Linked DNA regions of Homo sapiens: all the other regions are linked to region 3. Evidence: chromatin contacts called from ENCODE Hi-C or POLR2A ChIA-PET data. All regions are on one chromosome and are shown on one strand. The core of a region is the stretch at or near the end of the contact, and the rest is flanking DNA. Distances in the headings are between cores, read along the strand shown.

The links. A loop is a pair of places that touch in the nucleus more often than their neighbours do. ChIA-PET counts read pairs that join two places held with the same protein, here RNA polymerase II (POLR2A). Pooled maps may share reads with other maps.
Region 1: a loop to region 3 is called in a pooled map, with 21 times the contacts of the local background. The contact joins the promoter of CLASP1 here to the promoter of TMEM177 in region 3. A Hi-C loop is called at or near these places in 7 of 50 pooled maps. POLR2A ChIA-PET finds 5 or more read pairs at or near these places in 2 of 52 experiments (CD4-positive, alpha-beta memory T cell and naive thymus-derived CD4-positive, alpha-beta T cell).
Region 2: a loop to region 3 is called in a map of naive thymus-derived CD4-positive, alpha-beta T cell, with 7 times the contacts of the local background. The contact joins the promoter of THORLNC here to the promoter of TMEM177 in region 3. A Hi-C loop is called at or near these places in 1 of 168 maps with a recorded cell type or tissue (naive thymus-derived CD4-positive, alpha-beta T cell) and 7 of 50 pooled maps. POLR2A ChIA-PET finds 5 or more read pairs at or near these places in 1 of 52 experiments (HEK293).
Region 4: a map of CD8-positive, alpha-beta T cell shows a loop between it and region 3 (10-fold over the local background). The contact joins the promoter of CLASP1-AS1 here to the promoter of TMEM177 in region 3. A Hi-C loop is called at or near these places in 3 of 168 maps with a recorded cell type or tissue (CD8-positive, alpha-beta T cell and naive thymus-derived CD4-positive, alpha-beta T cell) and 7 of 50 pooled maps. POLR2A ChIA-PET finds 5 or more read pairs at or near these places in 2 of 52 experiments (CD4-positive, alpha-beta memory T cell and activated CD4-positive, alpha-beta T cell).

Annotation. Positions count from the first base shown.
Region 1 is chr2:121,647,897-121,650,974 of GRCh38, forward strand. CLASP1 (cytoplasmic linker associated protein 1) reads right to left here and starts at 1,566. Exons shown (of 41, transcript NM_001395891.1): 1 at 1,476-1,566. It overlaps NIFK-AS1 (NIFK antisense RNA 1), which reads left to right and starts at 1,758. Exons shown (of 4, transcript NR_037857.1): 1 at 1,758-2,485; 2 at 2,572-2,786. RefSeq lists enhancers at 520-1,148, 1,149-1,775, 1,807-2,076.
Region 2 is chr2:118,185,116-118,188,150 of GRCh38, forward strand. THORLNC (testis associated oncogenic lncRNA) reads right to left here and starts at 1,271. Exons shown (of 3, transcript NR_144530.1): 1 at 1,116-1,271; 2 at 223-275. LOC105373578 (a long non-coding RNA gene) reads right to left here. Exons shown (of 5, transcript XR_923249.3): 5 at 2,858-3,035. RefSeq lists enhancers at 1,256-1,435, 1,576-1,625.
Region 3 is chr2:119,677,482-119,680,665 of GRCh38, forward strand. TMEM177 (transmembrane protein 177) reads left to right here and starts at 1,720. Exons shown (of 2, transcript NM_030577.3): 1 at 1,720-1,795. RefSeq lists a silencer at 1,567-1,796.
Region 4 is chr2:121,528,828-121,531,858 of GRCh38, forward strand. CLASP1-AS1 (CLASP1 antisense RNA 1) reads left to right here and starts at 1,341. Exons shown (of 2, transcript XR_001739683.2): 1 at 1,341-1,948. It overlaps CLASP1 (cytoplasmic linker associated protein 1), which reads right to left. Exons shown (of 41, transcript NM_001395891.1): 3 at 1,420-1,498. RNU4ATAC (RNA, U4atac small nuclear) reads left to right here and starts at 2,053; the gene lies at 2,053-2,182. RefSeq lists a silencer at 1,211-1,410 and an enhancer at 1,601-1,730.

The sequences.
Region 1 (3,078 bases), core at 316-2,815, 2.0 Mb after region 3:
TAGAAGTCTAAAATGGTGTTACAAGGTAGCCCATAATAAACAATGAATTATAGAAACTGAGATTTCAGTAACAACTGCTAAAAAGGTGTATTACACAATTTAACAAGATAACCAGATCATCAAAATTTAAATTTCTTAACAAATGTAAAAAATAAATAATATTCAATACTCTGAGGCACTGTGCTACTTTTTATCTATATGGTCGCAACATCAATGTTGCTATTCTCCCAATCCCTTGATGAGCAAACGGAGCCAATATCCAGGATCCCTCATATCGAGAGGTCAGTTACCGTCGTAAATAATCGTAGTAATAAAAACAATTTCTAATGCCAGAATTGAAAACGGACTGTGGCACCCAAATAGGGTCCAAGGTACATGGCGGCATGAAACTATTTCTCGCTTCTGACTCTTCTGCATCACGGTCTCCCAAAGGACTAGAGAATCTGAAGCTCTCATTGCCACATCTACAAATGAAAGTATCATGTTTAAAGAGCTCACAGGTTCTACGAATGGTCAGTATTTAATGAACGCACCCCACTACACAGAAACTCACCCAGCTGCAAACTCAGCTGCAAACTCACCACAGCGTGCTTTCAGACTCCACATTAATTTTTTTTAATTTTAGAAGCAAACAACTATTTTAAAAATATTATGTAATAATTTAAACTCTGGAAAGCCCCATACTCATCCCAGCAGCTCGGAAAACGGAAAGCAAAATTCGATTAGCTCCATTGTACCTAGCCAGGCTAACGTGCAAGATCACACACTCATCTTCGTCAGAGCGTCTCTGCCAATACCAAAGAACAACAAAGGCAAGTTGAGAAGTCTGCACAGGCTTAACTCAGCACTTGTTCGCTTTCCCAGCTTCAGAAAGAAGCTCTTCGAAGGCCCCGGGAACCAAGGGGACCTTGTGCATCCCATCAAGCCGGCCGCTCCGCTCGGCGCCGCTCGCGCAGCTTTTGTCTGGCCCGGTTGGGAGCCCAGGACGGGAGCCCGGGCCGCCCGCCTCCCGGCACCCCTTCTCTCTGGATCTTTCTTCACACCCATCACTCGCCAATGACTAGTTGTTGTGGGTTTCTCTCCCTCGCCCCCTCCCTTCCTTTCAAACGCGCCCCGGGCTCGCTGGCTTCTCCCACCCGGCAGGGGAGACTCGGGTTAGGAAGGGGGCCCGGGTGGGGTCTGGAAAAGGGAAACAGAGAGGGGCACACAAAGCCCGACTGACCCCAGGGCCGATCCCCTCCCTCTGCAAAGCAGCCTGGGCTCAGCGACCTACTGGTTGGATAAACAACCCTCGCATCCCGCTCCTCGCCAGGCTCCCACCTCAGGGCCGCCCCATCCCCCCAAAGTGCACCCAAGAGCCGATGACAGCGCTGGACATCGCCCCCACCCAGACCCGGCGCCCGCCACTGCGCGGGAGGGGCCAGGGCCGCGAGAGGGCTCGGGTCTGACCCTCCGCCCCCTGACCGGGTACTTACAGCCCTGTTTTTCGTTACTGTTGCCGCTGCGGACCAGAGAGCCGCCGCCTTCTCCTCCACCCCAATGAGGTTAAGCGCTTGGTGCGGGGATTAAAAAAAAAAAAAAAGAAAAAAAAAAAAAAGACCGAGAGAGCGAGAGAGACGCCGAGGGCGCCTGCGCAGTGCGGTCACCCTTTTTCTTCTTACCGCCACCAACCCGGGTACACCATAGAGAGCGTAAACCGAGACCAGAGAGGCGGCTGCCTCTCTATGGTAACGCCCCGCGCAGGCGCTGGCCTGGCCGTGTTAGGCTTCGCTGGCGTAAAGTCCCCGGGAGCTTTGCCCCTCACGGAGAACGTTAGTTGACCCTGATGGGGACCCGTAGGGTAAAGGTTTTGTTTTTGTTTTTTTTTACGGAAAAGGTTGTGGTTAGGCCCCTTGGAAAGTTGCGACAAAACTCGAGTTAGACAAGGAAGGTCGGAACTAAGTGGCCACAGCAACAATGCACCAGCAAGCAGGGAGCGTGATAGGAAGAGCTAAAGAGGAATCGGGAAACCCTGGGTAAAAGTCGTCCAAGTGGAACTTCCTTTGGTCGGGGGTCTGATACTCGAAGGAAACGGTCTTTCACTTCTGGGTTAGGGCGTCCGCCCAGAGGGCGACTGCAATGAAGGAAATTGTGCCCTGCGACTTCCCGTAACAGAGCTGTGTGTCCACGCTCCCTTTTCCGAGCAGGCGCGGACGCTTGTGCCGGAAGTAAACTTGTTAACGGTTCTTTGCCTTTTGGGGAGGGGAGACAGCCCAGAGAAGGCTTTGGAGACCCTTGAGTCGGCCAGCGAGCAGGGTTTCTTACTTGAGCGCCTCCACAAATAAACGCTCCTTCGCTCCTCCGTCGCGTGCGTTTCCCTGGGATAATAAGTGGGAAAGTGGTGGCTTTTATTTTTTTGAGACAGGGTCTCACCGCCGTCGCCCAGGCCGGATGGAGTGCAGTGGCGCGATCACGGCTCACTGCAGCCTCGACTTCCCAGGCTCAGGTGATCCTCCTGCCTTAGCCTCCCGAGTAGCTGGAATTACAGGCGTGCACCACCCCCCCCCAACTACTTTTTGTATTTTTTTGTAGAGATGGGTTTCACCATGTTTCCCAGCCTTGTCTCAAACTCCTGACCTCAAGTGATCCGCCGTCTTGGGTCTTCGAAAGTGCTGGGACAGCAGGAGTGAGCCACCGCATCTGGCCCGGAAAGTGTTTTGGAGCGTAGAAAAATGCAAATTATAGGGCTGCCTTCAAGGATCCCGAAGGACCCACAGATTTGCCGCATCAGGCTCCTATGCACGCCGGTAATTTGATGTGTTGAGATGCACTGCCCAGTGCGTTGTTTTTACTGGAGGAGCTTGTGTGCGGAGCTCCTTGCTAGTGTATGTGTTGGGATGGGAGAGAAGTGCGGGAGAACTATGAGATAATGCCCCCTGATCCTCAGGGTCTTAGGAGGTATGGTCGGAGAGGCTAAGCTAAAGTATGAAAGCCGTGTGTAGGCCCTTCTGTGTAGTGCAGAAAAGGTAGAGGTATGTGATTTGAAAGAGTAGGGATGACATGGAGGATGCGACTCCTGGTTGGATCTATAAACTAATG
Region 2 (3,035 bases), core at 21-2,520, 1.5 Mb before region 3:
TTTCATGTTGGGGCGTCAGTGGTCGGTACACTTGCCTGACTGTATTTATCTACCAAAACCTGTAAGTGTGTGTCTCTAGCTAAACAAGTGTATATATTGGTATTCATATACAAAGGCGCTGCAGGACAGGAGGAGCCCAGCTTTGTGGACGGCCCAGCTGTGCAACCTGCCCCCAGATGTGAGCCTGCAGGCGGCAGATTCCGCTTAGATTATCTTGCTTACCTAATGATGTTTGCTTCACTGCCTTGCTCGATTGTGTTCACCAGGACGGCAGGCTATTAAAATGTCAAGGCACATTGAATTGTTGTTATCCGGGAGAGAGACCTTTCCAATCAACCTGTGTTGTGGGGGTTGCAAAAACTCCCTCCGAGAAAGCGATTGGAGAGAGGCTTTATGGCTTTTTTACATAGATGGGGGTGAGCGGGGAGGTTGAGAGAGGGCACGGCGGGGGAGGGGGGAGGAGGGGGCGGGGGGAGAGGTGGGGCAGGAGCCCGGGTTTATGGCAGCCGGAGTGTGCTAATTAAAATGCCATCTTCTCAAACAGGTATTGGTGGCTTCTTGCTTTTCCATTTATGGATAACTGCAATATGGCCTTGCCGTTTGGTTTAAAAAAGGGAGAGGGGGAGGTGACTCACAGCGGGCAGTGGCAGTGGGAGCTGCAGTGCTGAGGATCTGGGTGGGGTATAAGGAGCGATTGTAAGGCAGAAACACCAAGGAGTTATATCCCTGATGTATTGGCAGGAAGGGCTAGAGAAAGAAACAAAAACAAAGACTTCCTTGGCCCTGCGCCTGTCCAGGCTCTGCTAAGAGCCACGTTCCCTGCATACAGACGTCGGCGGGCCTTTCTGGGTGACAGTGCTGAGCCGCGGCTGCAGTGTCACCAAGCGGCACCTCGGCCCCGGCCCCGCCCGCGCCAGCTGGGACAGTCTGGAGACCTTCTTTTCATGCCGTCAAGTCTCATTTTGCCAAGGATTTATTTTTCTTCGGGGAGAGAGGGAGAGCGGGGGCAAAGGATGTTCTCTTAAAGTATCCAGCGATCAGAGCCGCTGAAGCCTCCAACCAGAAACTCAAACTTCCCTGGATTGACTTTTCCCCCTTTGTTCACATCATCTCACAAATATTTGGCTTTCCCCGGCCACGTCTGTTCTATTTCTGCTCCGGAGAGATGGCTTTGTTTTTGCTTTCGTGCGGTTCTGCGAGGCGCTCCACGATCCCGCCCCCTGGCATGGCAGCACCTACCGGCGGCGCGAACTCGGCTGCTGTGGGCTGCTGCGCGCTCTCGCCTTTGTCAGTTTCATCAGCCGGCGTTTCAGCTGCGCGCGCGCATGCGCCTGCCCACCCCTCCGCCAGTTCCGGGCTTGCGTCCCCGCCAGGCTCCCGCGCCCGTGGTTCTCAAGTTTCCCGCCCTTCTAGCCCGCGCTACACCCTTCCCAGCTCGCCACTTTATTTTCTCGTTGTTGGCGCAGCCCGTTCTTCCGGCCTAAACCAAATCTCATTTTCGTTCCTCGCCTCCTCCCTCCTTCTCGTGACTGGATTTTGGCAGAGTATCTCTGTGGGGCTACCCCAGATCCCTCAGCCTTGGATCCTTCCATGGGCCATGCTCCTGGAGTGTCACTGGCCAGCGAGACTTGCTTTGGTCTGTTTTCCCCATCTTTTATCTGAAGACTTCTACCCCCACAGCCGCAGCACGCAGTCCGGCGCCGCTTGGGAAGCTTTGGACGGGATGCTCCCTCCTTCTGCTTCCCTAGTAGGGGTGAGGGCCGCATATTTGAGTTCCCAGGCCACTTTTCTCTCCCCTATAGCTTTAAAATGCTTCCTTGAAAGTGTCCGTTTACTTGTCTTGAATTAAATTGGTTTATTTATTTAATCAACACATATTTATTGAGAATCTACTATATTTAAGTATTAACCTGTTGTTAAATGTTGGGGATATACTGGGAAGAAAAACAGACACCTCTCAGCCTCCCATGGCCTATAAGAGATTTTCTCTGGGTCGAGGACCATGCAGTATTTGTTTCTGTAACCTGGAACATATAGATGCTCAATAAGTTTCAAATGGACGAAGGAAAGAAACAAATTCTCTCCCTGCCCTGAGCCACCCCCCATTTTCTATGTGCTGTATCATAATGCCGAAACACAAGCTCACTGTGATAACGTTGGTAGATTTTTCTCAAATTCCTGTATTTTCATTTTCTCCCCCTCTCCTGCTGAAGGTCTTCAGAGCCACCAGGTGGCTTTGGTCCAGTTCTAGCACTCCATTTTATTAAGGCACAGATAGGACAGCGTCAAATATCAAGTGGTTAATTGGTGATGGAGCCCAGAACAGATTTGACCTTGGGCCTCCACAGTCCTAGTCCGTGGCTCCGTAAATGACACATAGACTTGCATGTCCTTGTCTCCTGTGCCTGTCACATGTCCCCCAGCCAGAATGTCAAGAAAATGTTAAAGCAGGCTGGTACCTAGTTTCCATTAAATTCTCTTCTAGGTTCTTCCTGGACTCTCTCTGGCACTGCTTAAGAGGGAGATTAACTTAATGGATATTAAGACATGATTTCCTTTCTTAGCTTCCCCTTAGCCCCTACCCTTGCCCTCAATTAACTGTATGCAGCACAGTAGGCTCAGCTCTATCTTAATTGGATTTTCTGACAATCACCAGTAACTTGGAGCTGAGTGCTGTGCCCATCACCTGGGTCAGTTTATTTCCATGATTAGATTTATTTAATCAACATAACCCCCATGTACCTGGGCTGAGAGGGACAGATAGCTGCCCAAATGTTCCCTGGACATTGTGCTAATGGCAGACTTGATTTCATGCCAGCAACCTTAGCCTCAGCCAGAGCTGGCATTTGAAATCGTCACTGTGGTGGTGAGGCCATGGCTTCGGGGCTCCAGGGGGTGCTGCAGTGATCCAATAGCCTGACACAGGGGGAAGACGAAGAGGGGCATTGGAGGGACTGAGTCACCAGCAGCAAAGGACAGCTCTGCCTCTCCTGTGGTACACTGGGGGCAGCGTGGATTCCATCATATATCAGCTG
Region 3 (3,184 bases), core at 470-2,969:
GCTGGAGTGCAGTGGCACAATCTCGGCTTACTGCAACCACCATCTCCCAGGTTTTAGCGATTCTCCCGTCTCAGCCTCCTGAATAGCTAGGATTATAGGCGTGTGCCACCATGCCTGGCTAATTTTTGTATTTTAGTAGAGACGGAGTTTCACCATGTTGGCCAGGCTGGTCTTGAACTCCTGACCTCAGGTGATCTGCCCTCCTTGGCCTCCCAAAGTGCCAGGATTACAGGCGTAAGCCACCGCGCCCAGCCCAAGGTGTCTTTTTTACAGTTAGTTTATTTGGTTCAGGATCCCAATAAAAGTCACATATTGCATTTAACTGCAATGACTCTCAAGTCTCTTTTCTTTTGAGTCCCCCTCCTTCCCTGTTTATGCCATTGATTTGTTGGATAAACCACGTCATTTGCCCTGTAGAATGTCCCACATTCTGGCTTTGGCTGAGGTCACATTGCACTATTTACATACAAACAACTGAGCAGCCAAAATTGGGGGGGGGGGCTCAGAAACAGAACAGACTTTAATAATAATAGCTAATGGCTAGGCGGCACAAACCGTGAGGCACAGGTTACATATACACCAACTCATTTTATCACACAGCTAGTAAGGGGTGGAGCCCGGCTTTAACCCTAGGCAGTCTGTTTTCACCCTCTGTAAAGGATTGGGCATGGCTGTGTTCCAAGAAAACTTTATTTACAAAAGCAGGTGGAGAGCTGGATTTGGTGCACAGATTAGATGATCCCTCATCTACCTCACAGAGCAGCTGGAAAGGAGAAATGACAGATGGCACGCTGCTCTGTGGACTGTACAGTGTGAAGCACCTGGGAGGAGCTTGGGGGGCAGCGAACATGGTAATAAACATAAAGCTCAGAGCTCCCCGCCAAGGGTGAGCGCTTCCAGACGGAGAAGTACACGGGCCGGCCAGTCAGATGGGCATGGGTTCTGATGGGGGCCCTGCCATAGGCCGCCTGGTGACCCACGCGGGGCTGCCGTTCCTTCGGGGGTTCAACGGCATGATCAAAGACACCGGGATGTGTGTGTGTGTGTGTGTGTGTGTGTGTGATGATCAAAGACACCGGGGTGGGTGTGTGTGTGTGTGTGTGTCATGATCAAAGACACCAGGGTATGTGTGTGTGTGTGTGTGTGTGTGGCATGATCAAAGACACCGGGGTGTGTGTGTGTGTGTGTGTGGCATGATCAAAGACACCGGGGTGTGTGTGTGTGTGTGTGTGTGTGACGGAGTCTCGCTCTGTCGCCCAGGTTGGAGTGCAGTGGCGTATTCTCGGCTCACTGCAACCTCTGCCTCCCAGGTTCAAGCGATTCTCCTGCCTCAGCCTCCCCAGCAGCTGGGGACTACAGGCGTGCGCCACCACGCCCAGCTAATTTTTGTATTAATCAAAGACGCATTTCAACGCAGAGGAGGAAGTGCTAGCGGACCCACCCCAAGGTGCACAGTTAGAGAAGGAGCCTCTGCGGCGGCCGGAGCCCCCCACGGACATCCCCTTGAGGCCCCCCCAGCCACACCCCCAAGAGTCCCGCCCCCAGACCCGTCGAGCGAGCTCCCCTCCCTGAAATCCTCGCCCCGAGATCTCCGGCCGGCGAGCTCCGCCCCCTGAAGTCCCCATCCCAAGATCCGGGGCCGGCGAGCTCCGCCTCCCGAAGTCCCCGCCCCCAGATCCCCGGCCGGCGTGCTTTGCGGCCGCCCTGCCGCGCGCACATGTAGGCGTTCCGAGCGGCGGCGGAGGTGAGCGCACGGACGAGCGGGAGGGACCCTTCTCCGGCCTGATGCGACCCGGTAACGCGTTCAGACTGCGGAGTAGCCTAGGGGCCCAGAGTGGAAGCGTAGCGAGGACCCCTCTGCGGGGCTCCTGCAGCCCCTCCTCCCCCAGCCACCGGCGGGCTGCATGGTACTGTGTTCTAGGCCCACCCCGCAGCGCGATGGCCCTAGGGACGTTGGACTTTGGTCCAGACCTTTCCTTTCTTAGCCTCACTTTCCGCATTGGGAAAAAAAAAAAGCCCGAATGATAATGATTCTTATAGGAGTTCTTGATTAAGATAGGCCAAGCGGTACCCTGCGTTTTTGTTTGCGGCAACTCATTCGTTGCTCATTAAGCACTTTTCACGGACAGGAATACAGTAAGTTTCAATCAAAGTGAAATAATTGTGAATTTTTACTGACGTATTCACGGATGAAGTGATAGGATGCCCGGGGATGTTTCAAAATAAACCAGTTGGACGGAAGTGTGGTGGAAAGAGAAATCAAACAAGATTGGCCATGAGTTGATGGGATTGAAGTTGATGGATGTACTATTTTGTCTACTTTGGTATATGCTTGTAATTTGGCATAACAAGTTTTCTAAAACAAAAAGTTTGCTGTGGACACCTGACTATGCCTGTGTTAGCTTGCTAGAGCTGCCATGCCGAAGTACCGGAGACTGGGTGGCCCAACCAGCAGAAATTTGTCCTCTGGGAGTTATGGAGGCTGGAAGTTCAAGACCAGGGTGTTAACAGGGTTGGTGTCTTCTGAGACCTCCCTTCTTGGCTTGTAGGTGGTAGCCTTTTCCCTGGATCCTCACATGATCTTCCTGCTGTGCCTGTTTGCATCCTAATCTCTTCTTATAAGTACACCAGTCAAATTGGATTAGGATCCATACTGATGGCCTCATTTTATCTTAATTATCTCCTTAAAGACCCTGTCTCCAAATACAGCCACAGTCTGAGGTACTGGGGGTTAGGACTTAAATATATGAACTGGGGAGGAGGAGGAGACACAGTGCAGCCCATAACACTGTCACTTCACTAGCTTAGGATTTTGGCCATTTAAGTTTTCACAGCTTTGAAATAGGGTTAGCTGTAGTAATTAGGTCATGGGGTTGTGAGGGTTCAATCGGTAAGAGTGCTCAGAACTGAGTCTAGCATATAGTAAGCACTCAATAAATTGAACACGTTTTTCCTTATAAATTAGTAATCATAGGGCTTTACCATGGGATGAGTGGAATGAGGCAGTTGGAGTGCCGTGCCCAGCGATGGGAATAAAAGTCATTACAGCCATTATTATAAGGAATATCTGCTGCTGTGCCAGACACTAAATGTTTTATGTATGTTTATTCATGTGCTCATCACCGCCACCCTAGAGGTGGGCCATTACGACACACCTGTTTGGCACATGGGGAAATTGACGCAC
Region 4 (3,031 bases), core at 91-2,590, 1.9 Mb after region 3:
CTGTGGTCACCAAGTATTCCTATCTCAATTATGTGGGAAGACAAACCCCTGACCTAAATGATGTATCTCATTCTAAAACCACTCATCTTTGCTCACAGCTCTACTCTCCTTGCTGAAGTCCATGAAAGTCACCAAAAGAGTCTGCAAAATCCTTTGCATGGACAGATACACTATTTGTCTTCCTCCTTACCCCACGTTCCTCCAGCCAGTTCCCAACGTATTTGTAAGCTGATAAAAATGGAAGACCTTGAGAGGAAGAGTCAACAGAAAGGAAAATTTAGGTAAAACACAAGGAGAGGGGCTCCAGTATATGTGTTTGGGGGTGGAAGGAGTGGGCACTTATGAATAAATCTTAAGTTTCATCACTATTGTGTATTTTTAGTTTTACATCACGCCCATACACACATGAGACAGAGCCCAGCTCTCCATCTTCCCCGACATACCCAGGGTGGACCCTCCCACCAGTGGTCCAAGTGCACCTGTAGACCAGAGATCAGCTTATTTTAAGAGTTTGTAAACCTCTATTACATGAGATATCCCTGAATAATTCAGCTAATTTAGGAGGAAAATGGAACACTATTAAAATATCAAATGTCTAAAAGTAAAAGCTTTTTTTAAATTTGTAAACAGTCGGTGCTCATGACCTTTTCAGAAGGAGCATATTGGTCGGAAAGTTAACAGTAAAGAATACATGTGTACCAACGTAAAACAGAGAAATTCCATAAGGAAATGGTTGCATAGAGATGCTTAGTGTTTATACTACCCCCATGAAACACCGGAGGTCAGGAATTTAGAGGTATTTAAATCTATGAAATCTGTGGGTTTTGTTTCATTTTGCTGACATACTGTTTTCCCTTCAAAATAAGAGTGAACATTTACTATACATTTGTAATGACATTTACAATCAAGGTGAAAATAGTCATGCCAACCATAATCATCTGGAGAAAAATACAACTGGCTTGGTTTTATAGGATTTCTCAAGGAAAACTGCCTCTCATTAAAGGGGACCGGGGTCAGGGTAAAATATGACTTGGTTGGCACTAAAGAGTGACAGCTAATTTAGCATAAGAAATAAAAATGGCACTAATATTTCATATTAGAACACGTATTACTAAGTTCCGTGTGAGAACACAGTGAAGCCAGTACAAAGGTATGGGGGAGGGTAAGGGCGCCCGCAGGCCCAGAGGCCAGGGGAGTCCAGCTGGAAGGGAAGGCAGCGGGGCGGCCGACCCAGGCTGCGAGTGCTTAGGGGGGCTGCGGGGGAGGGCGGGGACTGGCTGTTTGGGAGGAGCGGAAGGGAGGGAGAGGGGGCTGGAGGGGAGGCAGGGTGGCTGCCGGGAGGGTTTGGGAGCCGGGGAGGCCGAGGGAAGGCTGGGGGTCTGAAGGGGCCGGGTCCGCTCCACAAGTGCCGCAGCTCACCTGTGCCGATCTGCGCCTTGAACCGATCCTGCAGCCGGGTCACCAGGGCGGACAGGATGTCCATGCCCAGCAGAACCACCTGCAGCGGGAAACACCGGGAGCCTGTTAGCAGCCGGCCTGCGGGGCAGCGCTCCCGCCCACCCGCTCCGGGGAGGCCTAGACATTTCCGGCCCAGACGCAGTCCGAGAGTCCAGACGCATGCCGACTGGAGGACCAAAGAGATTAGCACGAAGAAGGATGATCTTCCACAAAAAGAGCTATGTACAGCTATAATGGAAAATACTCGGTGAGGAGAAACGAAATAAAAGGCAATACAGCGTAGCCAAACCCGGGTTAGCTGCGGGTGGAGTTCAAGAGCGCGCCGCGGTCCCGCCCCCGCCAGCCCCGCCCCGGCGAGAAAAGCGTATGCAAATTTTCGAGCGGCCGACGCGCGGTCTTCTGGGTAAAACCGAGCCGCCGCTTTTGCGACCCTTCGGGAGCCTCAGAAAACAAAGAATTGGGGTGTCGTCGAAAGCTGTGGAGGCTGGAGGTAAGCTAGCTACCAGACCGACTAGGGCGAGGCTCACGAATTAATTACCACAACCCTACCAGGTATTGGCGCTTCCTGCTTGCAGCCCAGGGACTTTCTATTATAACCATCCTTTTCTTGGGGTTGCGCTACTGTCCAATGAGCGCATAGTGAGGGCAGTACTGCTAACGCCTGAACAACACACCCGCATCAACTAGAGCTTTTGCTTTATTTTGGTGCAATTTTTGGAAAAATGAAAACCTGTTTTCATAGACTTATCAGTTCAAACAGCAGTAATTCGTAAATAAACTAGTACTTTGTGGTTAAACCAGTAGAGGGTGCACAAGACGCGTGGTTTTAGTGTCGCAAGTAAAGTTCTTTCAGTTTTTGCGGTGATTAAACGGGAAGGATTTCAACAGAACTTCACCCCTTTAACTTTACGCCGATCATCAACTGTTCTGTAACTTCCTTATGCTGAGTCAGCCCAGTAGTCTAGGTCAAGTTTCAATAGGAGACGAAGTTTCAGTAGGTCTTTGCACCTCACATAAAATGTAATCCAGGTCGGGCGCGGTGGCTCACGCCTGCAATCCCAGCACTTTGGGAGGCCGAGGGGGGCGGATCACGAGGTCAGGAGATCGAGACCATCCTGGCTAACACAGTGAAACTCCGTCTCTCCTAAAAATACAAAAAATTAGCCGGGCGAGGTGGCCGGCGCCTGTAGTCCCAGCTGCTCGGGAGGCTGAGGCAGGAGAATGGCGTGAATCCGGGGGGGTGGAGCCTGCAGTGAGCAGAGATCGCGCCACTGCACTCCAGCCTGGGCGACAGCGAGACTCCATCTCAAAAAAAAAAAAAAAATAGTAATCCCAGCACTTGGGGAGGCCGAGGCGGGCGGATCAGGAGCTCAGGAGATAGAGACCATCCTGGCCAACATGGTGAAACCCCGTCTCTACTAAAAATACAAAAATTAGCTGGGCGTGGCGGCGCATGCCTGTAGTCCCAGCTACTTGGGAGGCTGAGGCAGGAGAATCGCTTGAACCTGGGAGGCGGAGGTTGCAATGAGCCAACATCGGGCCACTGCACTCCAGCCTGGCGACAGAGCAAGAC